Regions from separate parts of the Mus musculus genome. Here all the other regions are linked to region 2. A link is a loop called in an ENCODE intact Hi-C map of the cell type or tissue named here. Cell type or tissue: heart. All regions are shown on one strand. Links, peaks and the distances in the headings refer to the core of each region. The heading gives the core; the rest is flanking DNA. Region 1 holds the start of Tert (telomerase reverse transcriptase). Region 2 has its middle 41 kb from the start of Lpcat1. Region 3 overlaps Lpcat1 (lysophosphatidylcholine acyltransferase 1).

What was found. Peaks named below come from ENCODE experiments on the same cell type or tissue, not always from the same donor. Only the 100,000 strongest peaks of a DNase experiment are listed, where the experiment ranks them.
Region 1: it touches region 2 in a loop (9-fold over the local background); 19 of 42 quality-filtered maps call a loop at or near these places.
Region 3: it touches region 2 in a loop (3-fold over the local background); 11 of 42 quality-filtered maps call a loop at or near these places.

What each region holds. Positions count from the first base shown.
Region 1 is chr13:73,620,081-73,631,257 of GRCm38, forward strand. It overlaps Tert (telomerase reverse transcriptase), which reads left to right and starts at 6,831. Exons shown (of 16, transcript NM_009354.2): 1 at 6,831-7,168; 2 at 7,271-8,594. The coding sequence starts at 6,950. It overlaps Clptm1l (CLPTM1-like), which reads left to right. Exons shown (of 17, transcript NM_146047.2): 17 at 1-559. The coding sequence ends at 37. RefSeq lists a promoter at 2,464-6,920 and enhancers at 6,590-6,609, 6,750-6,770. In heart, for the core only: a CTCF peak has its summit at 6,674; no DNase peak of the experiment used is centred there; H3K4me3 peaks cover 1,372 bases; H3K27ac peaks cover 1,070 bases; H3K27me3 peaks cover 1,131 bases.
Region 2 is chr13:73,420,640-73,431,816 of GRCm38, forward strand. No RefSeq gene overlaps it. Among named protein-coding and RNA genes, the nearest start is that of Lpcat1, 41 kb to the right of the region's middle. In heart, for the core only: a CTCF peak has its summit at 5,375 (motif pointing right); a DNase peak (open chromatin) is centred at 5,342; H3K27me3 peaks cover 1,175 bases.
Region 3 is chr13:73,473,235-73,481,234 of GRCm38, forward strand. The region is part of intron 1 of Lpcat1 (lysophosphatidylcholine acyltransferase 1); the gene reads left to right. Among named protein-coding and RNA genes, the nearest start is that of Lpcat1, 10 kb to the left of the region's middle. In heart, for the core only: a CTCF peak has its summit at 4,289; no DNase peak of the experiment used is centred there; H3K27ac peaks cover 5,262 bases.

The DNA of each region.
Region 1 (11,177 bases), core at 1,921-9,920, 200 kb after region 2:
TGAGGAGCAGCCCAAGCGGAAGCCCCATCCAGACTGAGCATCTCGGCCCAGGCTCCCAGGCGGCACTGTACTGCACAGCACAGTTGGGCCATGAGTATTCCTGGGGGCTTCGGGAAAATTCCTAGATACCACATCTTCTGCGTTGCCAAATCCCTCTGAGCATTTCTCAGTATCCCTGAGCACCCTCTCTTCTCGTGTTTCAGAAGGAACCATAGCACTTAACCATACACCCCACATGAACTTGGGTCTTGGTGATTGTGCCAGTGGGCAGTCACCCAAGGGTAGCTCTCAGTGCATGAGTGTCCCATGGCAGCCAGTGGACACCTTAGCACGCAAGGGTAGGGAGCATGGTGGATTTCCACGTCAGCTTGTCCAAGTGCTCCTTATGTGGATTTCACATACACAAAAGTCGTTCTGTACGGACTCTGGGATCAAATGGCTCTTTTTCCCTTTTGTTTAAAATTTGATTGTTTAAAGCCTAATGTATGTATGTTTCTATTTTAAAATAAATTTCTTTGGCTGTAATATTTTTCTTAACCTCTAATAATATAAAATATAGAAAATATTGCGGATATCATACGTTAAACCTTTCTCAAGGATCAATGCAAAAGATAGGTTTGTTTCTACATTGAAAGAAGCAAATGGGGGCTGGAGAGATGGCTCAGCGGTTAAGAGCACTCAGTGTTCTCCCAAAGGTCCTGAGTTCAATTCCAACAACCACATGGTGGCTCCCAACCACGGGCTTCTGTCATGAGATCCAGCGCCCTCTTCTGGTGTATCTGAAGACAGCTACAGTGTGCTCATACATAAAATAAATCTTTTTTTTTTTTTTTTTTTTTTTTTCTAAAAAACGAAAGGAGCAGATGCCCAGTGTATTTCCCAGCTATGGAGCCACAAATGTCCTACAAGCTCATGTTGTCATTTAATGGCTGGTCATAGTTGCCAGCATTCAGGCTGGTCATATTTTAGGAGAAATGCTGTGGAGAGGAGTAGGATGCAAAGAAGTGCTTCCAAAGGCAAGAGGAATGTGTTGGGAACAGTTGAAGTATGCTCTGGCAACATGAGCCTTGGCATCCCTGAAGTTTGTGTGTAGTTGAAAATGGTTTCTTTTGCTCCTCTATAGCTTTCCTCTTCCTCCTGGTGCCAGGCTCTTCTCTGAGAGTTGGTCACCTGGAAAGATGCTCCAAGTGGGACACCTTACTGTGCCGTCCTGGATGACATAAGATTCTAGGGTAGTAAACTGAAATCCAAGCCTGGGTATCAACCTGACCCCGTGATTCAAAAGGCAAACGTTGCTTTCAGATAATCCTTTAGTATTTCCAATTAAAACGCTAATGCAGACACGCAGTCTCAGATATGTATACTGTGGACATCCCTGAGGATCTTTAAAGGTACCCCAATACAGTTGTTCAAGGCACATGGCAGTCAGAGGTTCATTGCACCTGGATCCTAGGGTAGGAGGTAGGCTTGAAGCTGAATTGGGGGTCCTTACCAGACAGCACAAGTCAAAAGCAGTGGGACTTGCTTAGGGTGTGTAAGGATGGGTAGCCAGGGTGTGGAGGGGTGCATCTGCCCATACCTGTGCCTGTGATAGCATATCCAGTTCTAAGCACTGAGGAAATAAAGGTCTCTACATACCAACATTAGAACATTCTCCTTCCCAAAGCAACAATGAGAGACAATCCTGACTTCAGCAGCTGCTTCAGCATGGTAACCTCTTAGAGACACAACCATGGAAGGACCCTGGGGTACTACATAAAGTCAGCTTACATTCCATGGCTTAGAACTAGTGTAAGATGGTCTCCATAGATTAACTCTGAGGAGGGACAGGTCTGGGCATGGGGGCTCTAGGAAACATTCTTACCTTTTCAGTTTCTCAAGCTGTAACTTCTATTTCATGGCATATAGCCCATTGGCCCAACCTCATCCTTTCCTCTTGTTCTTCTACTCCCTTTGATAAGAATCTTGTGATATTGTCTCACCCCACCCCACCCCCATAGGCATGCACAAGCCAAACTGACCCTTGAAGCCAGATTCAAAAGTTCCCATTTGGACTGTGGTGAGATGAGGAGTTTGTCCACATATCTTTCATTCATGGACTGAGGAGCAACAACAGACTGCTAATGAGTGCCCAGCTCTGTAGTACAACTTTTCTAAAAGCAATGTGTTGACATTTTCATAGAATAAGGACATGGTAAAGAGATCTAGTTCAGACTTCACTGTGACTGACCACATTTTTGTGCCAACCTTGATTTGGATGGTCCCTGAAATGCTGGTCTTACTTTTCTGTTTTTCACATAAGCGTTTGTTTGTAGTGCTATTATTGTTGGATACGGCACACACCTGTCTTACTGACACTCAGGGAGTTGAGGCAGGATCACTTGGGCTCAGGAGTTCTAGGCTAGCCTATGAAACATAGATGCTCATCTGAAAAACAGAAACCAAACAGCAGCCAGTGGAGCCAAGCTTCCAGCAAACCAGTTAGAGCTGAGTTGATGCTCTGAAGAAGAGAAAATGTAGAGACGGTACTGAACAAATAATGTCTGGGCAAACCTCAGACATGAAAATGGAAGACGTGGAAATCCAGAGAACTCTGAGGGAAAATAAAACACAACTCCAGGTCATCACGGGACTCATCAAACTGCTGAGGTGCAGCCACAGAGAAAAATCTTAAAATAGCCTAGAACGATGCATGACACATAAAGCACAGAGAAGACGAAGCTGAGTCTGTCTTGTAGGAACAACTTGAGAAGACCTAAACCACTGCAATGAGTGCATTCTGCTAACTTAGAATTTGCTACCCAGTTCAGATCCAAAAAGGGTTTCACAAAGTTCAACACAAAACAGTAGCAGGAGTGGCTAAGGGGGACACACTGATAGGAATTCAGAGAAGTAGGGAATGCTCATATGGGGACATTACAAAATGTACTTTCATGTTGCTTAAATCATTTTAATTGTCAACCACATCAAGCTAAATAATGCTTTGAGGTTCATAACATTTGGAGATTATGTCTACACTAGCAGAGAAGGCACCAATAACATCCCAATTGCTAGATTCTCATAGAATCATGAGTCACAATGGCAGAGACAGGTTCTGAGAGTGTGTCCTTGTTGTAAACAGTATGCTCTACAAACTAAGTTGGCTGCAATATCACTAGGCAGTGTTGTCCCATAAGACAACTATCACATATGTGGTCCAGTGATGACCAAAGCATCTTTTAGCATTTTGCAAATGAAGCTCAAATCGAATATGACTAAGCTCATGCAGTACAAATCAAAGGTACACTGGGATAGTTTAAAAGATACATACTTGTACTGGTTAGTTTTGTGTCAGCTTGACACAGCTGGAGTTATCACAGAGAAAAGAGCTTCAGTTGAGGAAATTCCTCCATGAGATCCAGCTATAGGGCATTTTCTCAATTAGTGATCAAGGGGGGAAGGCCCCTTGTGGGTGGGACCATCTCTGGGCTGGTAGTCTTGGTTCTATAAGAGAGCAGGCTGAGCAAGCCAGGAGAAGCAAGCCAGTAAAGAACATCCCTCCATGGCTTCTGCATCAGCTCCTGCTCCCTGACCTGCTTGAGTTCCAGTTCTAACTTCTTTCAGTGATGAACAGCAATGTGGAAATGAAAGCTGAATAAACCCTTTCCTCCCCATTTTGCTTCTTGGTCATGATGTTTGTGCAGGAATAGAAACCCTGACTAAGACAATACTATAAACCCTAAAAGTTGTAAACCAAACACATGTGTTTCCATTAAGCCATCGTAGAACAATAAGTACTCAACCCCAAGTCACATAACTATAATCCCAGCCTTTGAAAACCGGGATCAGGAATTCAAGGCTAGCCTCATCTATATGTAAGATTAAAGCCTGTTTGGGCTGCATGAGACTTTGTTTCAAAAAAAAAAAAAAAAAAGCAAACAGGCAAAAACAAACACAAGACAAGACAGATGTAAAATGAAGGAGGGGTAGATGGGTCAAGTAGAAAATAGCATAGGAAACGAGTCAAGTATAGAAGAGGTGGTAGTAACCAGATCATGCAGAAGGACTCAAGGCCATCTCCTCACAGTGGCTTAGGTAGGCCTTCCTCTGCTCTTGAGCAGGGGCAGAGTTGCCGCTTTAAGGAGGGGATCAGTCACCTTTAAGAACTGAAAAGCTGAACAGTCTTCTCAAGTCAGAAGCCAGTGGCTTCATCTTACACCTCTCTTCCTTCCCTTGCTACTCATATTGGATCTGATGATTTGCCCAACTTGGAAGAAACATCTCTTCTGAAGGGTTTCACAGACACCCCATCTTTCCGAGAAAGGACCGCATAGGCTGGCCATCCCTGTGCTTACAAAAGGAATAATTAAGAAACTTAATTCCATAAGCAAATACAACCTTTCCAAGCCCCAAGTGGATGATTTTATCTTACTGTTTTTTTATATCTCATCAAATAACTTCCAAGGGCTCAAAAATCCAAAGATGTAAAAAAGGAACTGAGCTCTGTTTGCCAAGCCATGAGGATTAAATAATGACATTCAAAGAGATTTTTGTGCCCTAAGTACTTTTTATTGGTTTTCATAGATGGTTTAATGTGCAAGATGAAGCAAACAGAGATGGGAGTGGTATCAGCATGGATTAAGGTGGCAGTTGTGAGGGAGGGGTACTGAGAGAACAGGACAAGGTAACCTATCTAAGGAGAGGCCAAGTTGGCAAGTGCCAGGGACTTCTAAGCCCAGAACTAGTACACATTCCTTAGGTGCTGTTTGGGAAGTCAGGGAGTCACCAGCCTTGGGATCTATAAAAGTGCATGGTGGCATTCACTCACATACTTCCTGAGCTGTTCGATGTTGATGAAGTCGTGGGTATGAGACTGTTGTGTCAGTGACAAACTATGTAAATGAGAATGATTGTTTCCATCTTGACCACTAAGACGTAAACCGGTTCCAGTGATCTCCAAACATGGCAAGCTACAGCAGAGCAGCAGCCCCATCCAGAGCCTTGCCCTGGTTCTGAATGGGGGAGAATCCAGTGGGAGTCGGTTGCTGCCAGCATGTTGGGGTAGAAGGCTGGAGCATGACAGGTCCCCGAGGATTTCCTGCTTCCTATATGGGTAGGGATACTTGAGGTCCTCTCTTCTACCTCCTTCCCTGCAGGGTTTATAACCTCTACCACTGTCTGTCTCTGGGATAGCTCCTAGGGTGCAGCCCCTCCCCAAAAAGGCCTCTCCCTGGCCTCATGTCTCTAAGAACAGCTTTCTAAAGCAGGCCTGTTACACAAAGGCTCCCTTTTCCTGGCTTCATCGTTGCTGGTAGACAACTTCCACTCGTTTTCCACTTCAGTTTCTTCTACTCTGTTGTTATTTGATTCTGATGCTTGAACCCAGGGTTGTGTAGTCAGCAAGTGCTACCCCCTCCCTCCTCTTCTTTGTTTTTTTGAGGCAGGGTCTCATTTTGCCCAAGTGGACCTAAATTTCAGCATGTAGCTGGCCTGGTTTTGAATGCCTTCTCATCCTGCCTCTACTTCCCAAGAGTAGCTTACAAGTGTGCACCACCATGCCCCGCGATATTCTTATTTTTGAGACTGTTTTCTATGCTGGTTTCTTTGGGGAACTACACTAAGGTAGCTTACAAGTGTGCACCACCATGCCCCGCGATATTCTTATTTTTGAGACTGTTTTCTATGCTGGTTTCTTTGGGGAACTACACTAAGGTAGCTTCATTGTTGGCATAAATTTCTCAGTTCAGGCCCATATCTCCTAAGTAGCAGAACTAAGCAAATCTCAAACAAACCCCTCAAAAAGACTGATGTCCACTAAACGGACTTCTAAAATAGCTCCTGTAATCCTGAGCATTTACAAGGCGGCAGACCTCCTATAAGGGAGTAAATATGAAAACGCGCCTGTTCAAATGCTAGGTCGGTGGATAGAAGCAATTTCCTCAGAAAGCTGAAGGCACCAAAGGTTATATTTGTTAGCATTTCAGTGTTTGCCAAACTCAGCTACAGTAGAGATCACAGATTCCCTATTTCCCAGAGATTCAAAATTCAGCAGCCCCTCTCTAACTATGGCTCAGAGTCGTGTCATTACATATGCCCCAACAACAACCCCCACCCCTATCCTACCCCCGCCTCACACGTGCAAGTACTATCACAGTTGCCAACCTAGCAGAGCTGCCATCCTAAGGTCGAGGTCGCCGCTTTGGCTGTGTGCACAGGCAAGCGCCCTCACCCAATGGCCCTGGCCTTGCTATGGGTGCGTGAGTTGAGATGATGCTCTGGACTCTGAGGTGAAGGCCACTGGAACAGTGAAAAAAGCTAACGCAGGGCTTTTACCTAGTCCCCTTCCTTTGGTGGTGGGTGTTTACGGAACATATTTGGGATCTGAGTGTATGGTCGCACCACAATAAAGCCTTAACCTATATAGTAGAATTTCAGCTGTAATCATTAAGAACTGAGATTGCCACCACCCACCTCACTGTCTGTGTCAACCACAGCAGGCTGGAGCAGTCAGCTCAGGAACAGGCAAAACCTTAGGTCCCTCCGCCTACCTAACCTTCAATACATCAAGGATAGGCTTCTTTGCTTGCCCAAACCTCGCCCCAGTCTAGACCACCTGGGGATTCCCAGCTCAGGGCGAAAAGGAAGCCCGAGAAGCATTCTGTAGAGGGAAATCCTGCATGAGTGCGCCCCCTTTCGTTACTCCAACACATCCAGCAACCACTGAACTTGGCCGGGGAACACACCTGGTCCTCATGCACCAGCATTGTGACCATCAACGGAAAAGTACTATTGCTGCGACCCCGCCCCTTCCGCTACAACGCTTGGTCCGCCTGAATCCCGCCCCTTCCTCCGTTCCCAGCCTCATCTTTTTCGTCGTGGACTCTCAGTGGCCTGGGTCCTGGCTGTTTTCTAAGCACACCCTTGCATCTTGGTTCCCGCACGTGGGAGGCCCATCCCGGCCTTGAGCACAATGACCCGCGCTCCTCGTTGCCCCGCGGTGCGCTCTCTGCTGCGCAGCCGATACCGGGAGGTGTGGCCGCTGGCAACCTTTGTGCGGCGCCTGGGGCCCGAGGGCAGGCGGCTTGTGCAACCCGGGGACCCGAAGATCTACCGCACTTTGGTTGCCCAATGCCTAGTGTGCATGCACTGGGGCTCACAGCCTCCACCTGCCGACCTTTCCTTCCACCAGGTGGGCCTCCAGGCGGGATCCCCATGGGTCAGGGGCGGAAAGCCGGGAGGACGTGGGATAGTGCGTCTAGCTCATGTGTCAAGACCCTCTTCTCCTTACCAGGTGTCATCCCTGAAAGAGCTGGTGGCCAGGGTTGTGCAGAGACTCTGCGAGCGCAACGAGAGAAACGTGCTGGCTTTTGGCTTTGAGCTGCTTAACGAGGCCAGAGGCGGGCCTCCCATGGCCTTCACTAGTAGCGTGCGTAGCTACTTGCCCAACACTGTTATTGAGACCCTGCGTGTCAGTGGTGCATGGATGCTACTGTTGAGCCGAGTGGGCGACGACCTGCTGGTCTACCTGCTGGCACACTGTGCTCTTTATCTTCTGGTGCCCCCCAGCTGTGCCTACCAGGTGTGTGGGTCTCCCCTGTACCAAATTTGTGCCACCACGGATATCTGGCCCTCTGTGTCCGCTAGTTACAGGCCCACCCGACCCGTGGGCAGGAATTTCACTAACCTTAGGTTCTTACAACAGATCAAGAGCAGTAGTCGCCAGGAAGCACCGAAACCCCTGGCCTTGCCATCTCGAGGTACAAAGAGGCATCTGAGTCTCACCAGTACAAGTGTGCCTTCAGCTAAGAAGGCCAGATGCTATCCTGTCCCGAGAGTGGAGGAGGGACCCCACAGGCAGGTGCTACCAACCCCATCAGGCAAATCATGGGTGCCAAGTCCTGCTCGGTCCCCCGAGGTGCCTACTGCAGAGAAAGATTTGTCTTCTAAAGGAAAGGTGTCTGACCTGAGTCTCTCTGGGTCGGTGTGCTGTAAACACAAGCCCAGCTCCACATCTCTGCTGTCACCACCCCGCCAAAATGCCTTTCAGCTCAGGCCATTTATTGAGACCAGACATTTCCTTTACTCCAGGGGAGATGGCCAAGAGCGTCTAAACCCCTCATTCCTACTCAGCAACCTCCAGCCTAACTTGACTGGGGCCAGGAGACTGGTGGAGATCATCTTTCTGGGCTCAAGGCCTAGGACATCAGGACCACTCTGCAGGACACACCGTCTATCGCGTCGATACTGGCAGATGCGGCCCCTGTTCCAACAGCTGCTGGTGAACCATGCAGAGTGCCAATATGTCAGACTCCTCAGGTCACATTGCAGGTTTCGAACAGCAAACCAACAGGTGACAGATGCCTTGAACACCAGCCCACCGCACCTCATGGATTTGCTCCGCCTGCACAGCAGTCCCTGGCAGGTATATGGTTTTCTTCGGGCCTGTCTCTGCAAGGTGGTGTCTGCTAGTCTCTGGGGTACCAGGCACAATGAGCGCCGCTTCTTTAAGAACTTAAAGAAGTTCATCTCGTTGGGGAAATACGGCAAGCTATCACTGCAGGAACTGATGTGGAAGATGAAAGTAGAGGATTGCCACTGGCTCCGCAGCAGCCCGGGTGAGCATGGCTGGTCTCCAGCTGAATGCATTAGGGGCCCAGAAAAGGGAGACAATGGGTGGCAGTAACCCAGGTCCCCAGTGGTGTGGTGGCTTTATGCAGTCCGTGGTTGGATGAGTTCCATCTTATGGTCTCTGACTCCAAGCTCCCTCCAGCTCGCCTTGCACAAACTAAGATTCTTGTCCAAGCCCTGGGCAGGTTCTCAGGGCTGGGGACATTGTGGTGAACAGATAAGCAGACGGGGAGCATGGTGGATAGGAGTTCTGGCACAGTGCACCAGAGAGAGTCTGGAAGCGCTAGTGAGAGCTAATGTAAGGGCCCGTGGTTCGCCAAAGAATGATAACCCCGGACTCAAATAGTATGCCAAAGCAAGGAGCATTTCATTCTGCAGAAATCAAGCATGCAGGTGGGGGGGGGGGGTTGCTCTCATTCCAAGATGGAGAGACAACCAAGTATAGATTTTAAGGGGATCGGGGGCCTTTATCTTACTCCATCTCTAGGGGCATTCCATTACTGGGGCATGGGGTTGGAGGTTGGAAACTGTTAATGGGGAGGTCTGGAAACTTGCTGCCCCATTGTCCTTGCTTCAGGCTAGGTAGCTGAGTAGCTTCTAATGGCAGGATAGTTTCTGACTAGCTGTCTAAAGTCTGGGGTGTTTGTTTTTTTGTTTTTTCTAGTAACTTACTTGCCTGAACTTGCTCAGTTTTTAGGCCTGGTCTCCTGGACTGCCAATTTGAAGCCTATTAAGGAGTCAGCCTGTCTCACTACTCCAGGTTATCTATAATCCCCCTGTAGAACGGTACCTCACTGATAACAATGACAGACCAACATAGGAACCCACTATCCTTGTGGTGCATGAGTTTCAAAGGTTCTTCTGGTCCTCCCAGTGTGCAGATCCATGCTTAAGCTATGGTCCTCCCAGTGTGCAGATCCGTGCTTAAGCTATGGTCTTGCAGCTGCTCGATCTACAAAGGGTAGGGTGAACGAAGGAAAGATAAATGAAAAAAAAAAAACTGTTTCCTACAGTGAAGATCGCTGCCCCATCTTAGCTATGAGAAGGGACTGGGGAGTGGAGCCTGGTGCATAAAAGAGGATTGTGTTACTTGGAAGGCTGCAGAGCCTGGACTCCTGTGCCCTCCTTGCCTGGTTTTCTGGGTTTAATGTTGAGGTTGGCCCTCTGTAGTCACTACCTGACCCCTTCCCTTTCAGCCAACCCTCCGGTTACACCCTGTGCATGTATGGAAGGGGCCAAACGCCCTATCCTGCTCTCCCTTCCCCAAAATTCTTAGGATATTAACAACTTATGGGGAAAAGATGGTAGAGCTATGTTTACCCACCATGTACTTGGGAAGCTCCGAAGTAAGCTTTTAAAAGTACATGTCTGGCAGAGTATTGTGGCAGACACCTAACCCTCCCAGCACTCGGAAGCAGAGGCAGGTGGATCACTGAGTTCAAGGACACCTGGCCTACCAAGTCCAGGCCAGCCAGGGGTCTGCTAAATAGAGAAACCCTGTCTCGAAAACAAACAAGCAAAAAACATACCTGCCCTGGGGGTGATAGGGTACACCTTTAATCCAAGCACTCAGGTGGCAGAGGCAGGCGGATCTCTAGAGTTTGGGGCTAGCCTAGTCTACAGAGTGAATTCTAAGGCAACAATGGCTACACTCCGAAACCTTATCCTAAAACAAACCTTATCCTAAAACAAACAGAACATTCCTGACTCTCCAGCTGCAGCACAGAGCCTGTGTGGCCAATGCAAGTCTTCCCACCTGCTGAGTGCTGACATCTCATTCCTTCAAGTCTCTCTGTCTCCCTTACCCACAGCTGTCAGTATCAGTTGCCCAGGGTTACGGAGATAGCCCTAGAGGAAAGGAGATACTGCAGCCCCTCAGCATCCTGTCTCCTCAGGTAGCAGCTCTCCTTATTCTGGACACAGGCTCCTTCCTGCTTAGACTGGACTTTGCCTGTCCTTGCAGTTTACATCCAGTTTTATGATTGCCTTTCCAGACTTGTTGGAACATGTCTCTTTTCTGCTCCAAGAACCCCTTTGACCTTCAGTTTGTCTGTAAAAACTTAAGCATGCTCTCTGTTAGAGTTTTCCTTGGAATTTTATTCCTGTCTCTTCAGGTTCATTCTGGCTCACCACCACCACCACCCCCCCCCCAACATTATACATCATAGGTATTTGGCTACACGTTTCCTTCTGGATACTGCCTTAGCTACACCGAGTGCTTCTGTACGTGGCCATTTTGATATCAGTGATTTTTTTTGATTTTTGTTTTGGAGACATCGATATATTCCAAATGTGTGAAATATTTTGAATTTTCCTTGGAAATTGATCCTCAATTCTGTGTAGAAGTCTGCATAATACCAGTTATTCAAAGGTGCTGCAAACTTGTACCTCTGCACAGGCAGTTTTTCTAAATGTTCACTGTATTTCTGAATCCTGAGATTTTTTTTTGTGTCCACTATGTCAAATATATACAGGAAAAGTCCACGTCCCTTCTGGTCATGAAATAAGAAGAGGGCTACTTTGGTTTCTCGCTAGTCGGCTGGGCTTATTTCTTCTTACTCTGGTGGTAT
Region 2 (11,177 bases), core at 1,450-9,449:
GGATCACTCAGGAGCCTCCTGGGCTGATAAATGGCATCTTCTAAGGGACATATGGCCCAGAAGCTGGGCCTGTGGGCACCTTCCAAATAAGTTGTACTTGAGGTTAGTGCTTGTGCCTGGCCATGAAGGTCCAGCAGAGAAAGAAGAAGCAGGCTCACTACTGCTTCTTTTCTCTCCCTCTTCCCTCTTTGTCTCTTCTGCGTTCTATCCTCTGTGTTGAGATGTGTGTTGAGACAAGTCCTCTACTGGGAAATGGTGCTTTATACAAAGTTCCTGTCCTTAGTCAGGGACCTCAGAAAACCCCAGAGGAACCTGGACCTCCATCCTGAGTTGATTCTTCCCACCTAAAAGGAGGAGGGAATATGAGGAGGCTGTAACAACATCCTGCGGTCTCTACAATGAACAAGAGCGCCAATCCCTGAAGCTATGATTCAGCATAATTGACAGCTCTGTATCATGGTGGATCCTATCCCAGCCTTCCACTCACCAGCACTGGATGGTCTAGGAACAGCCTCTGCCCTCTTTCATGAATGATGTCACTGCATACCTTTAGACCACAAAGAAATTTCTTTACTAAAAATTCTGAGTTATCCACTGATATATACACACACACACACACACACACACACACACACACTAATAACTTTGGTGCGTTCTATCAGATGCATGTTCAGTGTGACATTGCCTCTGCCCCCTTTTTGGAGGGTACCTTCCACCTTCTCTAGGGCTGTGGAGCCCCATGAGATAAGACAAGCACCGGGAAACACTATTAGCATTGTTTGGCTGAAGCTATCTAGGAAAATACAGTTGGGACTCCAGGGCAATGTTTGTCTATGCTGCACATGAAGGCTGAGGGCAGATAGTCTGGTCACCAGCACTATGCCTACCTGTATCTCGGACTTAAGCAGGCCTGTTCCTGAATGGGGCTCGACTAAAGACAGTGTTCAGTTTTCACTCACCCTGAACTAAATCTGCGGACATTCCACCCTATATTATCCTCTTTCCAGAATCCTGCTCACAAGAAGGCTGGTAGAGGAAGAACAGGTCACCTTGGAAAAGGAACAAAATAGAAAGAAAACAGCAGTAAAGTGTACTCTGCCTGGGACACAAGAAAGTACAGGAACTGTGTACTATATACCTTCCACTAACACACACACATAACATGAACACACGGCACAAAAGCACACTCACACTATAACACACCATATGTGAGTGGAGATGAACACACACATTTTCTTTCACACATCCACAAACAAATACACAGGTTATTGTTGCTAAGTAGGAAGATTTTTAAATACCAGGTGCATATCTGTCACCAAACAAAGAGAGGCTGGGAGAGGAAGGAAAGCTCTCCAGTACTGCAAAGAAAAGCTTTCCTTGTGTTTTTTACACAATAAACAAGCATTATAGCTACGTTACAGCCCTGCAGCGTTTTCAGAGCAGTATGAAAAAAATACTTTTCCTTCCCACGTGAGATGTCCAGGTTAATGACCCACGAGCATCAGTAGGTCTCCAGATCTTTGCAGTGTGCATAAGCACACATAAAAGGTAACATCCTCGCATCTGGCTTCTCTTCTTCCCCGTGCTACAGCTAGGGGAACACACGCTCCAGTTTCTCCTGGGTCTAAGGCACAAAGAATAGAAGCTAGGTAGAAAGTCAGTGGCAGGGGGAGTTGAGCAGAGCCCAGGTTGACCATGAGGCTCTGCTGCAACCTGGTATGACTAATTGAGTGGAATTTTTAAGACATGTGTCTGAATTTGATCTTTGATATTTTTAAGGCATATTGGATCAATATTTAGATCTACATTTATATTGATCCAGGGTCATGTTCAAATATCTCACTTGATATTGGGCATTTTCTAAGACTTGATACCCCCAAATTACACCTGTACATGTGAGATGTCCATGAGAGAGAATAGGCGAGACACTGTGCCTTTGCCTAATGCTCTCTGCCACCCCCCAAATCTTCTTAAGGAAAGTAAACAAAAGCAAATTCACTTGATTAATAGGTTAATTTAGAAAAAAAGAACAGCAGTGCACACTCCTCTCTCTCTCTCCCTCTTTCTCTCCCTCTCTCTCTTTCTCCCTCTCTCTCCTCTCTCTCTCCTCTCTCTCTCCCTCTTTCTCCCTCTCTTTCCCTCTCTCTCCCTCTCTCTCCCTCTCTCTTCCTCTCTCTCTCTCCTCTCTCTCTCTCCTCTCTCTCTCCTTCTCCCTCTCCCTCTCTCTCTCTCCCTCTCTCTCTCTCTCCCTCTCTTTCTTTCTGTGTGTCTCTGTGTGTGTGTGTTCTAGTCCCAGTATGACATGCCCACCTGTATTTACTGGTGGTAGGATTTTTATTTTATTCTATCCACTTTTACAGAGTCCATAGACTCCCGCAGAGTTAATTTATTAATTTTATGGCTAGGACAGGAAAATAAAGCAGCCTAATTTAATTTAAAGGTCTTAGAAGAAAGTCATCTGGCCCCCAAGAGATAGCGTTGGGCCAAATAGAATCTAGAGCCCTGGGGGGCGGGGAGGGGATCTCAAGGACCAGAAAGGGAACAGGCTCTGAGCAGGAACTCCCAGTCAGGAGTGGGCTCACCCAACCAATCCTCTCTTCATTCCTTTCACCTGAGCAGTCCTGTATACTCAGGCTCTTTACCAACCTGCTCCCACTGCCCTGGTGTGAGCTACCTGCCACACAGACAAACTTTACCACCTCCCTAGCCTCTGGCACCCTTCAGGTCTCTACTAAGGCAAAGTCCCATAGAACCACCCTTCTCCCTTCATTCCGGAATTTTCCCAGTGCTTTCCATGCGGTGACAGAGTTTATTTACTATGGAGCATCAGAGGCCAAATAGAGGTTCTTCAGGTACTGGTGGGAAATGCCACATAATTCATACCTTAAGATGATTTTTTAACCTCTAAATAAAATGAGAATAAAGCTGTGTGTGAGCTGACTTTCTGGCCTGGCAATAGGGACTTCACAGCCTTTTTTAACTTCCTCTGAAATACTGTATTCTGACAGTATCTGTAATTACAGAACTTGAATTTGCCAGTCTGCTAAACTACCTGATGTCCCAGAGACAGACATTTATTCTTGCTTTTATTTTAACTAATGTAGAAAGTGCTGCCCAAAGACTGTCCAGGGACACTGCTGATGCTGACAAACTTGCTCTTCCCTGTAGGCTGTTGTGCAGCAGACCCTTATAGAGAGCACAGTAGGGCTTGAAGTCTTTGTGGCCACACATGGCTTCCATTAAACTCTTCTTTGTAGTTTCTAGAACTTTAAAAAGTCCAACCACTGGGGCTATAGAAATGAACATTCTCTGCTCCTCCAGAGGACCCAAATTCAGTATCCTACATGGGATATCTCACAACTTCCTATAACATCAGCTGCAGGGGGCCTGGCACCCTCTTCTGTCTCCTGTGGTCACCCACATACATAGATCCATAAACTTAAAATAATAATAAAATATTTTTGAATGCTCAGGATCACAAGCTGCACCAGGCTTGGCTTCCATTAGCCCCTTCGGTTATTCCCAGGTATACTGTGGTAGTGGTGGTGGTGGTGGTGGTGGTGGTGGTGGTGGTGGTGGTGGTGGTTGTCAGCTTGACACAGTTAGGATCATCTGGGAGGAAGTACCTGTGCTGATCAGGAAAAGAGTGTTATGTTATTTTGGTTTTGGTTTGTTTTTTTTTTTTTTTTTTTTTTTTTTTTTTTTTTTTTTTTTTTTTTGGTTTTTCGAGACAGGGTTTCTCTGTATAGCTCTGGCTGTCCTGGAACTCACTCTGTAGACCAGGCTGGCCTCAAACTCAGAAATCCACCTGCCTCTGCCTCCCAAGTGCTGAGATTAAAGATGTGCGCCACCACGCCCGGCTGATTATGGTGTTTTATCACAGCAATATAAGCAAACTAAAGCAGATGCACACACGCGAATTTCTCTACAGAAAAATTATATAAATCTGTGCTGTCCATAGCAGTGACTGAAATTTTTTAAAAGATTTGTTTATTTTATATATGTGAGTGCACTGTCGCTGTCTTCAGACACACCGGAAGAGGACATCGGATTTCCATTACCGATGGTTGAGAGCCACCACGTGGTTGCTTGGAATTGAACTCAGGACCTTTGGAAGAGCAGTCTATGCTCTTAGCCACAGAGCCATCTCTCCAGCCTTGTGTCTGAAATATTTACTGATATCATGACTGTTTTTAAATGGGTTAAATCCACCTTGTGTCTAGTGTCTTCATAGTTCTGGAAGACCTTTGCATATAGAGGGGGTGCGTACCCCTCTGTCTTTATCCTGGATGCCACTAACGTGAGCTGCACTGTCCTGTGATGTATTAAACGTTTTGTCTTTGTAATCAAACTTCAGCTCCTTATTCTGATTTTTTTTTTCGTTATTTTGCTTCAGTCAGGGTGTCAGCCATGCCTCAGAACCCCCAGTTCTGTTCCTCTGGGTGTGGTCCAGGCACTCAGTTGAAGTGAAGAGCCTGAGTTGCTGCTGAGCTCCAAGGAGAACAAAACTCTTCTGGCATTCAGTACACTGGGGCCGTGGTAAAGACCACAGGAAAATCCCAGTGAAGATCTTCCTGGTCACTGTGGACTTTGGTACTAGCTCGGCAGTTGTTATTTCCTGGGGCACGCTGCGGCTTGAGTACTGAGTACTGGACCTCACAGTGTCTCGGGATAGCAAGGAAGGGTTTGAATATTCCTTGGGCCACTCAGGCTAGCATGCACAGAGGCTGGGAAATATAATCCATCTACCTCAAAGACTTTTTTTTTATATGAATCCTGGCGAAAAATACTTATCCAAACTTGAGGATGAATACACAGGCCAGAGGATAGGTTGTTAAAGTTTGCATGTGAGAGCCACGCTCTTTGCAACTAACCATGAAAACAAACTCCAGAGAGCCACGCTCCCAGGACCTCAAGGAGGGTGTGAGCTCCAACCTGGGAAGGTGGATCCCACCTTATAGCTTTATTGACGGACACATTCCCTTTCTCACCTTGAGAAAAGCCGATCTTCTTTCCTTATGGTTGGGTTTGTCCAACGGCTAGTTGCCAATTCAAAGGGTTCTTCTTGCAGGACATTTCTTATGATTTCTTTAGCTTCCGAGGATTTTTTCACATACTTCAAGATTCCTTCCTTCTCACACATGCTAGCCACCCTTACTGGAGGTCTTAATTGGCACGACTGTCCGGAAACAATATATCAGGGTGGCTACAGGCCAGAGGACAGGGTTTAGGGTTTGCACGTGAGGGCCATGCTCTTTGCAACTAACCATGAAAGCAAGCTCCAGAGAGCCACATTCTCAGAACCTCAAGGAAGGAGTGGGCGAGCTCAGGTTAGGAAGTGCCCTGGAAAGTGGCCCCTGCTTGCGTTGCATCTTGACCTCATGGCCACACGGTGGCAGTGTGAGCAAGGTTTTCCCCGACGACGCATGAATGTTAATTTGAGAGCTTTATTCATTCTCTAAAGATTTCATGCTGCCTTCACATTAGCACACACTAAGCCCAACAAAGAAGAATTGGGAGATAAAAGAGAGAGGGTCAGTAAACCACTCGTTTAACCCCCAAACTTGATTCGTAACACCACATAAACACAGGGGCACGATGTTCCATATGTATTTGGAACAGTACCAAAAGGCACTGTAATACCTCTGTGAGGCCAAAAAGAAAACCGCTGAACAGCAACATCATCAGGAAACACAAACACAGTACCTCATGGTGCTCTTGAAAGGGAGAATATGGATTAACTGATTTTTACAAGATATATGCATATGTATGTGGATATATGTATGTGTGTTTATATATTTGTGTGTATATATATATATTCAATTTTAACAAAATCAATATTCCCTGACCATCAAAGGGGCAAGTAGGACTCCAGAAGGAAGCTGATCTTTGTCTCGTAGTCTGTGAGGGATGAGCATGTTTGGAGGTTTGGAGATTTGGAGATCTCCCCAGAGGCTCTTCTTAGAGACTTTAAAGGAAGGCATTTAATCGCAACTCTGGATCCTCTGCCTGGGATAGCCAGATAGCTTGCCCCTTATTCCTGAGGTATTTCTATGTTCTGAACATGAGCAAGCAAATTTCCCCAGCAGGCCCACTGCACCCACTGCGTCAGAATCCCCACTCCAGGTCTAATTTAAGGCTGCTGTGACTCACAGCCGCATGGTGTCTGAGAAGGAAGCACCTCTAGGCTGGGGGGTATCCGAGGGAGGGATACCTCCATTCACCATGCACTGAAGGTGGTGCTATCTTGGGTGCAGGGACTGTGGGAAAGAACCTCATCCCCTACCTGTCACCTGCTGCATCAGGGAGAGTTGTCAGTTCTCTACTCTTGCCACTGAGCAAATCTATATGCCCACCTGACCTTTCTACTAGGCCACTGTCCTTGTTTCTTCAAAAATCCTATTAGGTTCCAGGTCTTGCGTACCATTGAGGAGAACCTGGCCTGCCAGGTTGTTCCTTTAAGCATAGTGGGACCGTCCTTGGAATGTATGGGACCCAGGCCTATGGAAAAGACATGGAGGGCCACTCCTATGGAGTTGAGAAGAATTTACTGGGCAATTCGGAGGACAATGTCCTCTAGCATTAGGAGCAGCAGCCTCAATGTCTGGCAGAGCCCTGATTTCAGCAAAGAAAACAATATAGAACTCCATCTACCTGACAGTGCGGCTTTCCCAGCCCTCCATCACCCACGTAAACCTCACTGCTCACCTAGAGCCCCTGCTTCATTATGACCTGGGTTATAGGTGAGTGACAGCTCATGTGCCCGTGAGGGTGACCTTACCAAGGGAAAGAGTCTCAGAAAAGTAACCGTTAAAAATGAAATTCTCAGAAAACCCTGATCCAGCGTCCTTTTGGCAAGGTAGGGGGTGGTTGGAGGTAAACCTATAGAAAGAAGAAAAGGAGAACAAACACCGAACCTGGTCACATTGAATCATTGTCATAGGAGGGCAGGAAGATCCTCCCTCCCCCTCAAAAGGTGTAACATCCGTCCTGGCCTCAGATTCAGAGTTCTAGAGAAAGTAGTCTCATTGGGTCAGCTGCCAAGTTTATGGACCCAGGAAGCCCTGCCTGAAATTGGTCAAAGCAAGAGACTATCGTGGGTAGATAGGTGCATAGCACCTAAGCAATGCAAGGCTGACTGACACACCTGATGCTCATCCTATAAGATCTCTTTATACAATACTAACCCTTGAGAGTCCCAAAAGCACCTGCGTTAGAAGAATAGTGACTACAGACGTCAACACATTTAAACTAAAACAGGCTGTGTGAAAAGGAAAGGACACTCATAGAACCATAGCACTTTTGGATAAAAATCCCAGTGTCTGAGGTAGGCTATCTTCGGATGACATGTTGGCTAGTGAGACCCTCTAGGCTCCACAAACCATAAAACTATGGCCACTGCTGTTGGTCACATTCAAGAATTAGACTACAAGCCCTCATTGCTGAAGATTTAACTACAATCTTTGGCTGAAAGACTTGTTAAAATCAGTCTAGGACTTCCTCCCTACTAACTTGCCTTTATAGTCGTAAGAGGTAGCATACAGGCTGCTGGCAGGAAATCATCACTAGCAGTAGATACATATTAATAGAGTGTGATAAGGGGCTGGAGAGGTGGCTCAGTGTTTAAGAGCACTGCTGCTCTTGAAGAGGATCTGGGTTCAGTTCTAAGAACCTACATGGAGGCTCACAACCATCTGTAACTCCAATTCCAGGGAATCCCTCTTCATCTATGTATGCCATGCGCAACAAGCATGCACATGGTATACACACACACACACACACACACACACACGCAGGCAAAACACTCATATACATATGAGAGAGAGAAAGAGAGAGAGAGAGAGAATTTTTAAAAACTCAACTCTAGGTTTGGATGTCAGCTCTCTACTCAACAGAGAGAACACCTGTCTGCATCCACAATCAGAAAGTACTTGCAGAGTACAGTCTTTCCCAAGCGTACCAGCCATATTTCGGGATAATTCTCACCTCTATGTGGGGTGGTTCCCTGGCTCTTTCAGACAATACCGTGGTGTATTATGTGTGTCACTAGATGTTCTTGGCCTGTCAAGAATTGTCCCTTGAACCCATACTTACTGCAGCCCAGCACTATGGGTGCTGTCTACTAAAGTCATGGGGATTACCCTAGATGCCCCCTGACCTTCACTGCCTGCACGGCCTGTGCAATATGCAGCAGAAACAGGGGCCTAGGGAATTCCTCAGGTGGGATGAAACATCCAAGGTGCTCCAGGGCCTTGGAGCCATCTAGTTCAGACCACTGGCACAGCTGGTGTACAATGGTCTTAGCACAGAAGGGCTGACCTGGGGCATGTACAACTTCTACTAGGTGGTTTGCGGCAAGTGCTAGAGGAGATTCAATGAGGTTTATGTTCAAGAGGGAGGTGGGAAAGTGACACAGAGAAGAAAGAAGTGGGAGAGACGCAAGAAGCATTGATTGCCTCAGGACAATCAAGGATCTGAATTCACGAAGGGTATTTCCCACCATCAATGCCAGTGTTGGGCACAACATGCTTGTAGAAGCCTCCTGGTTAGCATCTCCTTGGCTCCTGTTAGGTTTCCTCAAATGATTCTTCTAAGGTTAAGAGTCACCCCAGGGAGAAAACAGAACTGGTTTGGGGTGGTGGTGGTGGTGGTGGTGGTGGTGGTTTTAAAGAGTTTTAGAAAGTTAAAAAGAAAAATAAACCCGACTTCTTGTGAATAATTGTAAAGCAGTGTGCCAACAAGGATCAAAATTAAAAATCAGAGTTAAGACAGGCAAAAGTCTCAGAAATGGTGCTTATGCTGTTGGAGCTGTCTATTTTTAAATCTCCCACAAATCCATAAAACATGAAAACCCGAGACAGGGTGTGAATAAATAATTCAAAGAACAGAGATACAAGTGAGTAGTAACAATGCCTATTAACCACAAAGAAAATCCCAGGATCCCACTTTGGCTGGGTGGGCAGGTAGAATGGGCAGCTCAAGAATGCATCGTGGCTACCGCAGGCAAGCTGTGCTCTGAGGAGAATGTTTGAGTCCACACAATGAACTCATGACAGCTGACCTCACCCCATCATGAGAGGTGCCAGGATGGACAAGGTGAGGAAGCCACAGAACCTCTACTGGGGCCTTAGCAGGAGTCAGGCATCCCCATCCCCTCACTAAGTCATTGACCAGACGGGCTCCATGTGCCCTGGGAGAAGTGAGTCACAGAGAACTTCTGAAAATAGCAGTTCTTGGGAAGAACTCTCAGGCTAGCTCCCCAATCACCCCACAGCCTTCCCTCCCCTCTGAGACATCAGTTCTTTTAGCACCTTGACCTTGGACTTCAGCCTGCAGAACTACGAAAAGTGCATACTTATCCATAAGCTAGCCAGTACAATGGTGCTGAGCAGACAAGGCAGGTTTCCACACAGATTCCCTCATGTGGAAGGGACACGGTTCATCCCACAGGCTGCCTTCCCAAGCTCCTCCTCTGTACAGCTCATATTCATATTCATTCAGGACATTCCTTATGACTTCTTTTCTGGTTACTAATTCTTTTTCCAGTCACATCTAAACTACTGTTAAGCTCATGCACCGAGTTTTAAGTGTTTGCTTATTGAGGTTTTTGACTAGGACAATCTCTGTGCTGTATTTACCCAGACACAGGCATATGAGAAGATGTAGCTTTCAAGCTATGAAGTTCTAGAAAAGGAAAAAGAAACAAAAAACAAAAAACAAAAACAAAAACCCTGGTACCTAAAGAAATACAGTGCAAATACTTCCAAACAAATACTGCCTTTTGATCTAATTTTTGTTTTCCCACAGAGGCCCTTGTCTTTCTTTTCCTCACCAGATGAGGTCATAGTGTTGTCTGAATTGAGCTAAAGGCTGGAATCTTTGCTGGTGGTGGATTCTTGGTTGTTTTCTATATTTGTGTTGATGTACTGTCTCTCGGAGGAGCCTCACTCTCTGTCCTGCCTCTGCCTCTGCCTCTGCCTCTGCCTCTGCCTCTGCCTCTGCCTCTGCCTCTGCCTCTGCCTCTGCCTCTGCCTCTGCCTCTGCCTCTGCCTCTGCCTCTGCCTCTGCCTCTCTCTCTCTCTCTCTCTCTCTCGCTCTCTCTCTTTCTCTCTGTGTGTGTCTGTTTCGTGTGTGTATGTGTTTGTACCTATGGATGTATGCACATGTGTGTATAGGTGTTCAAGCATTTGAATGCATACAGAGGTCAGGTGTCATCCCTCAGCCACCTTCAGAATGTTCCAGGATAGGAAAGCTTCCTTTTTCAATACAGACTGTAACTCATCTTTATTGTTTGAAGATAGAGTCCCTTACGGACTGAAGAATTCATCATTTGGCAGTCTGGCTAGCCAATTAGCTTCAAGTATCACTATCTGTGCCTGTGCCCAGCTGTGGGGTCACAGATGTCACCACCACACCCCGCTTTTCACCTGGGTCCAGAGGTCTGAGCTCAGGGTGAGCTCACCCTTGCACAGCGAGTGCTTTACCAACCTCTGTTTCTCCACCTTACACCCCACATTCTGTGTCGAGTGGTCCCTCACTTGTGACTATACACTCCCCCAGACAGGGTGCGTCCGCACCTGTAAAGCACAGGGCGGGCGATGACTTGTGTTCCTTCCACACCATAGCCATTGTAGTCGTGGTGATCAGCTGACCTCAGAAGACAGCACTGTAACCGTGTATGTGTTTCATGGCTATCTGTGGACCTCATATCACAGAGTAGGAAGTGGATATAGACTCCCCAGCTGCAGATAACCCATGCTCCATGGTCCCTATAGCCTGAGGATGCACTGAGTCGCCATGATGCTGTCCAGAGGTAGTCTCCAGAAGCTTCCGCCCCCTGTTCACTCACTGCTAAAGAATGACTCTGAATCAGCACCCATGGGCCCCCACAAGAACCCCAGGGCTCTTACACGCACCCTCTACCAGAGACCAGAATGACATCTCTGCTGAGAAAACACAAAAGACTCCCAGATGAGATTTTGTGGTGCAAAACATTCCAGAATAGGAACACCTCCTTTTCCAATTCAGACTGTAACTCATAAGCACTATTTCCACGTCCCTGAGTGCACATCTCCTGATTCATCGCTGCCTTCAGGTTTAGCTTAGGAAATAATCTGAAACACCTCACTGATCCACAAGGCAGGGTGCTCATCGCACAGCTCACTATACTAAAGAAA
Region 3 (8,000 bases), core at 1-8,000, 51 kb after region 2:
AAGCAAGCCAGTAAATAACATCCCTCCATGGCCTCTGCATCAGCTCCTGCTTCCTGACCTGCTTGAGTTCCAGTCCTGCATCCTTTGGTGATCAACAGCAATGTGGAAAGCTAAGCCACCTCCCAAACAGGCTTCATCCTCCTCTATGCCTCCCAGGCCTCCTTTTTCTGGCCAGCACCCTAAGACTGTGTAGCTCCTATGGTCAGTGAGGTGGGAACCTTCTCTCCAGAGGCATGGGATCAAGTTGACACTGTCCTTCAGCAGAATCACCAGTCTCTGGGACACAGTCTCCATAAACCTCCCCTGCCAGCTAAAACAGATGAGATGTACTAGGGGAACCCTCTGCGTCTGCAGGTAGTACGGGGAGGGGAGTGCCTGGGGCAGGGGGTTCCCACCCACACAGGGTGTTTAGGTGGCCCTCCTACCAACAGTAGAGCGTGTGAGCCTCCCTGTTTCCAAATAGCCTGCCTGCCAAGGAAAGAATGCTCAGGAGCATGACGCTTGTGATTGCCATACTCAGTGGGTCTTGGGATGGCCACAGATCAGGGTGGATCTGTCTCCTGGATCCAGCTGAGTCTTGGCTCCTCAAGGAAGATGGCACCAGAGTGAATCCCTACATAACTCTCAGGTCTGTCTCTTCCACTGCATGGTAGACCTCTACTGTTGAAGCTTTCCCAGGGTCCCCTCCTCTGTTGTCTGATATTCATGGGTTCCAACCCCCATGACACGGTGCTGCTGAGTTCACCTACATCTCAATAGTGGAGTTAGAATGTGAAAATGGTGCTTGGGTTGGGGAGAGAATGGCCCATCCTGAATGGTATCCCTAGACAGGACCTCCATGTCCCGGACACCTGCAGGAATGACCCAAGGAAGGAACAGGGTGTTAAGAAGCAGGCACTTCTCTGACAGCTGATACTTAAGTACCTCTTCTGGGAGCCACCGTCCTCAGCAAGCAGGGACAGGGTTAGGGTTAGGATCTCTGGGAGCCAGCAGAAAGCAAGCCCTTTAATTCCAGTTCTCTCTTTAGTCGCCTGAGACTGAACTGTTCACCCCTAGGAAGCCTGGGACTCCTGCAGGCACGCAGGCCCTGGGAAGCTGTTGGCAGGACTCCTGTCTCAGCACCACCTGTTCCTGGTAGCTTGAGCTATCTCTACACGTGGTATTGAGCAGAGTGCCTGGAAAGCTCCCTTTTGGAGGACTGTAATTATGGGGAGTCCTTCCTCTAGTGCTCCCTAAAGTAGGTCAACTGCCAATGAGTCCCTGTGGCTCTGGAGAGGGATTTAGGACCGGTTTCTGTTTTTTGCGTCTTATTCTTAGAAGGCAGTGCATAGCCCCCAAATGTATGTCTTCAGACCTTTCTGCTTGGGCAGAGCCCTTGGGTGGCAGGCCACCCTGGCAGGACCCCAGCTATAGTTTATATTGTTGCACTATTTTACCTCTTAGGCTACAAGACTGTCAGAACAGAACTTGGGGACCAGAGAGACAGAGCCACCACCCACCACCCATCTACCTCCATACACACACGCGCACAGTCACACACAGAGACACAAGGAGAGGATTTGTGTTGACAATTGTAGGAAGAAGAGAGGAAAGCCCAGAGAGATCCCTGATGCCAGACCAAGGCCAGATGCCTGCCAGGATGGTCCTGAGTCAGAGAATAAGCATTGTCCTGAGTAGCCATGTATGCTGCCCCACCTGGGCCCTTGCACCTAAGAACTTCACCCTTACTGCACCTCTTTGTTTGGGATTCTGCCTTCTGCCCATTTTCTGGAATCCACCAGTCACTGCAGAGGCCTCTCAGAGTCACATCACCCATTTATTAATTAGTATAGGGGTCTGCCAGCAATGGGGTTCTGTGCTGCTGTTTTAGGAAGCCTGCTGCCCAGACAGCATGTGGGTAAAAGGCTGGTTAAGTAAGTGTTCCGTCCACAGGCTCCCAGAAGGGAGAAGACAGTCCAGTCTGTCCAGAGGGAGGCATGCCTAGGAGTCTGTATCTACAAGCCACGGAGCTGATGGAAGCGCCGCCTTTCTAAGGGCTGGACAAGTTCTCGACCTTGCGCACACAGGTCTACAGGGCTCTCAAAGCCCAGAGGCCTCCATAATGAGGCTAAAGAGTAGAGTTTGTCTCTCTGAGGCAGGCCCAGAGCGGTCTCTTAACACCTAGCCTATTTTACTCATCTGCCCTTGGGATGCACCCTGACCTATTCCACCCCCAACCCTCACCCTAAGGTAGGATGACTGCTTCTAGTACGCTCATTTCTTTATCTTCCAAGTGAGAAGGCCACACCTGGGTGTGCTTAGGGTGTTTCTTCTGAGCTTATCTAGAACTCAAGAACTCGGGTCGTCTGTGACACTGCAGTGTCTCTGATAGAGCCTGCTCTTGGGAGTTTCCAGGCCTCCCATTACTCTCCCTTTGTGTGTGTGTGTGTCTGTCTGTCTGTCTGGTGCCTTGCTTCTTTCCCTCCAAAGGCTGCACTGTGTGATTATGTAGTGTTTCCTCTGACTGCACAGATATTAGGGTCAGGCCTGGACCCTCCCTGCTGGGGGTGGGTTGTGCTGAGATAGACAGCTATGTAGCCTACCCTGCTCTATGGGGCTTGCATAGGATGAAGCTTACCCAACGCCCCACATAGAGGAGACGTAGCCACATGATGCCAGTACCTGTGCTGTGGAAGCCTGCTGAACTAGATGGATAAACAGTTGCTCAGCAGGCACAGAGTCCCAGCACCTGCCCATAGGAGCACAGCTGTGCTCAGGGAATGACTAGCCGGGCGGTAGTGCTGCATACAAAATGCTAAGAGCCGGGCGGTGGTGGCGCATGCCTTTAATCCCAGCACTTGGGAGGCAGAGGCAGGCGGATTTCTGAGTTCGAGGCCAGCCTGGTCTACAAAGTGAGTTCCAGGACAGCCAAGACTATACAGAGAAACCCTGTCTCGAAAAACCAAAAAAAAAACCAGAATGCCAAGAGGAGACCTGAGCCTGTAATGAGGGTGACTTCCCAGGTCCTTGTTTGTTAAATTATGGGCTTCCAGAGCCATCTCTAGGACCTGACTCAACGCTTGACATGGTCATAGTGTATCTCCAAGAAGAGGTGTGTTCTCAACCTGTGTTGTAGTTTGCAAAGAGGTCAACCATGTGTGGCTAGCCACAGGAAAACAGGAACGTACCACAGACAAGGGAAACCAACCCTCTTACATCATCCACATGTGCAGCCTTCCCTTACTTAGCTTGCAGCCTTCCATGGTCACACACCAGTGTCCCCAGAATCTGAGGCAAATGCCAGGGCGTTCTGGCACCACCCCAAAGATGTTTCCCTCAACAGTGCCATGTGTGTCCCAGCAGTGAGGCACTATACACAGGCCTGAACTGGGAGGATCCAGCTGACGAAAACAGTTTCTAGGATCTCCCCAGCAGACCCACAACGGTTGGTGAAAGAGAGTCCCACACTTTGTCCTGGTGTACTGAAGCTAGTGGTTCTGTAAGACCAAAGTGACCGTGAGGACGGGACGGCCAAGGCGAGTAGCAGGGCCAGCCCTCTAGGAAATCGCTCCTGTAATTGCGTGTGTGGTTCCTAAGGTGATTTGTATTTTTGAGTGTTTCCCTAAAGACAGGCTCCGATCGTCCGCATCAGAAATGTTCTGGATTGGGTGATAGGCTGAGACTTCATTGGATAGCCCTTGGGTAGACCCAGGATAGACCTGGGGAGTTGGGACCGAGGGCTTAGAAGAAAAAAATAGCTCCATCTTAGAAAAGCTATATTTAATTTTAGATTTGAGTGGGAGAACTAAGAAGTATTTATAAATAGCCACGAGCACAGCCTCTGAGGAAAGTTCTGGTGGAGACGTGGACGCTTCTAGCTGTGCCTGAGCATCAGGAAACTTCAGCCCACTACACAGTCGGGGGTCTAAGGCCATCAAGACAGGAACATGCCAGTGAGAAATGGACAAATGAACTCAGTGTAAATAACTCGGCTGAAGTGTCCTTGGGATGTCCCGTGTCCAGCCTCATCTTGGGCTCTGGGGTATATAGGATCCTTGAGCAGCAGGCAGGTGCTCTGTATGGGATTGTTCTCGTAAAGAGGCTAGGGTCAGAGGATCTTGCTTGATAGGGCTGGTTTTGGTAAAGAGAAACTGCCTGCAGCAGCTTAAGATGAGTTCTCCTCTTCTACTTCCTGAGGTTTGGTTCTGGACGTGACTATTGAAAGCTCCCTGCCTCAGAGCCATTGTTCAGCAGGAACAGTCACTCTGGACCTAATTAAAGTGCTGGGACTGCCTAGGGCAGGGGCCACCTGTTGGCTACTCTGCTTATTTGCTTCCGTGCCATGTGGATCTAGTTGTAGTCACCTGGGGCTCTGGGTGGCTGTGGGCTGTAGGCTTCAGCAGTGTGCCTTGGGGTTCCAGCTGAGAAATATGTGCGTGATTTATAGTGGTTTTTTGTTTGTTTGTTTGTTTGTTTGAAGCTTTCGTGCACCCTCACGGTAAAGGCTAAAATAAACCACCTGTGTCTTTCCTCTCTGGTTTGGACAGTAGCTCTTGTCGGTAGGTTTTGCTTTTATGCTGCTCCAGACATTATTCATTAGTTACCAGTTTGGGGTGTTGGCCCACAATTGACCCCAGGCCTGATTTCCCCAGGTGCCCTGGAGACATCCCTGGAGTTTTTAACCTGTCTTCTGTAACCCATTTGGGAAGCCCAGTGCTGTATCCTCAGAGCCTGGAGATGTGCAGGTTGCCCACCAGCCTACCAGGATAGATTTTTGGAATGCACAGGAAGCAGATCTGCCTTCCCTTCTGGACTCAGCCTTGCTCCCAACAGGGCTCTGGCCCAGACTCCCACTTCTGGCTGCTGTCACTTTGGCACTGAATGTCTCACCCATTACTTCTTGTGCTGGGGTCATCTAGACCAGGAACATATGACGTTTGCAGCCATCTTTCCACCCCTTCTCGGCCACCATAGTAGTCCCAAACCCAAGAGCCAGAGGCCCATCTTGGGCTGCATTCTGAATTTCTTTTGTAGGAGCAATCAAAATGAGCTGCTAAGAGAGAGACAACTGTGGCTGTTTGTCCCCCACATAGGACCTGTGGGGCAGGACAGCTGTGCCCTGGGGAGGGAGGGGACCCTAGGAGGAGTACAGACTCAGCCACCTTGTTGGTGACTTAGTTACCCTGCTGATCACTGGTAAAGGAAGTCCAGGGTGATGCCACTGTAGTAGTACTGTCCTTGTGTTATGAGCTAGCATGTCAGAGATGTGTGTGTCCTGAGAAGAGTAGTGGTTCCAGGGCCTGGTGCCTGCTATGTCCCCAAGTGGTTTTCCTGTTGCTCTTTGAACCCCTGCCTTGGGCTCTGACCAACTGCTGCCTTGTTCCACTCTCAGGCCACCCGTGTTTCTCATTTCCTTTAGGGTAGGTGAGGATTTAGGGCAGTCCTTTGTGTGTTTCCCTCTAGGGTGGGTGAGGGTTTGTGTGTTGTACCCCAGCAGCCCTTCATTTTGCATACCATCCCACCAATCCCTGAGCAAATCCAGCTCCTACCCTGAATTTCTGGATGAGGAAATAACATTTGGACCTTCTGGTCCAACCCCTTGGGGGCTGGTAGCAGGTCTCTGTTACCTGTGTGCTATGGTGACTGCGCAAGTGTGATGGTTTGATCTCTGCTGGTTTATTTGATAGTTCTGCATGCCCTGGCCTGGGCTTCGTGTACTTGGATGTTGCTCATTGCTGTGGTCCCAGCTAAGTTGCTGACTGTGTTGTTAACACCCTGCCCAGTCTCTCTGTGTCCTCCAGACTGTTGCACCTGTCTGGGACTCCTCCAGTTGGACATCTCTGTGACCCTTGAGCTGTGTTTGCCCCAAATGCTGAAGTCATCCAGGCAGCTAGGGAGCCATCCCTGTTTGTTTCTATGTCCCTACGCTTGTTACCTCGGCTCTTCCCTTGGTGCCTTGTGTAACTTGAAGCTCCACCCTCAGCTGTCCCACAGAGAACCTAGACTCACCTGTCCCCCAGTGGTGCCCCTAGGGTGGCATCCAGCTCTGCTGCCACCAGCAACATTAAAGTTGGCAGCCGCAGACTGTCTCCCGGATCGATGGAGGAGCGCAGCTCCCCAGAGGACAGAACTTACCCACATTCCCACTGAGTATACAAGGCATCACCTTCTGCATGGAACCATGTAGCAGAAAGCACTTGTCCTGGAACCTTCCAGGCTCTTTTTCAGGGGTACCAGAAGTAGCCCTGTCAGGGAGGTAGAGTGGTAGGCCCTTAGTAGACCTGGCACATCCTTGGTAGGCAGAGAGAGACCCTCAAGTCTGAGGGGTGGGGGTGGCCAAGGCTGTGGAACTACTGAGAGTGAATATGTGGAAGGAGCCTTGCCCAAAGACTAGACAGCAGGGCAGAGAGAATGATCACCTCCAGAGTGCAGGGACACCCTCTGCCAGTGGCTCTGGGTCATTGTGGTGCCAGCCTAGGGCAGGGATAGAATGGGACCTTGGCTATCAACCTGGATTGGCCTACATTTGATTCCCCAGACAAACATGAGAGTCTTTTAGCAGCCTCCCAGGAAGGACTGCTCATGAGAGTGTGTGACTGTGACCCCTGGTTGATTTTTCTAAGGAGCCAGAATGTATTATAGTGTGTGTGTGTGTGTGTGTGTGTGTGTGTGTGTGTGTGAGTGTGTGAGTGTGTGTGAGATAGTGACATGTATCATTCGGAGGTCAGAGGACAACTTGAAGGAGTAAGTTCTCTCATTTCACAATGTAAGCCCTGGGGATTGAACTCAGATTGTTAAGCGTGGCCATCTTTACCTACTGAGCCATCCTGTTGGCTCAGGGCCAGGCTATTAAGAATTATCTGACTACTGTTGGTCTTTGTCCTGCTGACCTTCAGGAACTGGTCCTCCTGGTTTCCTTTTGCTATCCATCACTTTTTTGTCTGAGGCTTTCTAACTGCCCCCAAATACCACTCCAGTGCCCTATTGTCTATTGCTTGTCTTCCTTGATCCTGCCCCTGTATCTATAGGAGACTGCCTGACAAACAGTCTTCATAGGAAGGGTGTTGTAGCTCTCAGTGTTCAGCAGTGACCAGCTTCATGTATAAAAGCTGGTTTAGAGGTATTTACCAGGGACCGTGGAGAGAGTAAAGTGTATTTATGGATCTGTGGTAGTTTGAAAAGGAATGGCCCCCATTGACTCATGTGTATGAATGTGTGACCCATAGGGAGTGGCACTATGAGGAAGTGTGGCCTATTGGAGTAGGATGTCACTGTTAAGGCAGGCTTTGAGGTCTCTTATATGCTTAAGTTAGGCCTAGTGTAGCCCGTGGATCAAGATGTAGAACTCTTAGCTCCTTCCCCAGCACCGTGTCTGCCTGCATGCTGCCATGCTTCTTGCTATGACAATAATGAACTAAACCTCTGAGACTGTAAGCCAGCTCCCATTTAATGTTTTCCTTTATAAGAGTTGCCATGGTTGTGGTATATCTTCACAGCAATAAAACCTTAACTAACATAGTATTCATGTGTTCAGTGTTTGTGAGAATGCATATCCATGGTGTGTATTAGTATGTGTACATGAGTAACTGTGTGTTCAGTGTGCCCATGTTATACATACTGACTTAGATGTATACTAATGTATACATGTTTAACTGTGCAGTGTGGTCATTGTATGTGAGTATGTTCATATGGCACTGTATGTGTTCCATGTGTGTATGAATTATGTATATTGGTGTGTGTGTGTGTGTGTTCATGAGTATTGTATATATGTGTTTGAATATTTGTCCATATTGTATGTGTTGGTTTCTGTCTATAATTGTGTAGATGAACATCTATGTGTATGTATATGTGTTCAATATGAATGTGTCCACATTATGTATATTGGTATATGTGTATGCATGTATATATATGCATTTGTGTTTAGTGTGTGTATAAATATGAATGTGTCCATGTTATATGAATTGGAATGTTTGTACATGTGTCTATATGTACATCTTTAGTGCATATATGAATGTGTCCAT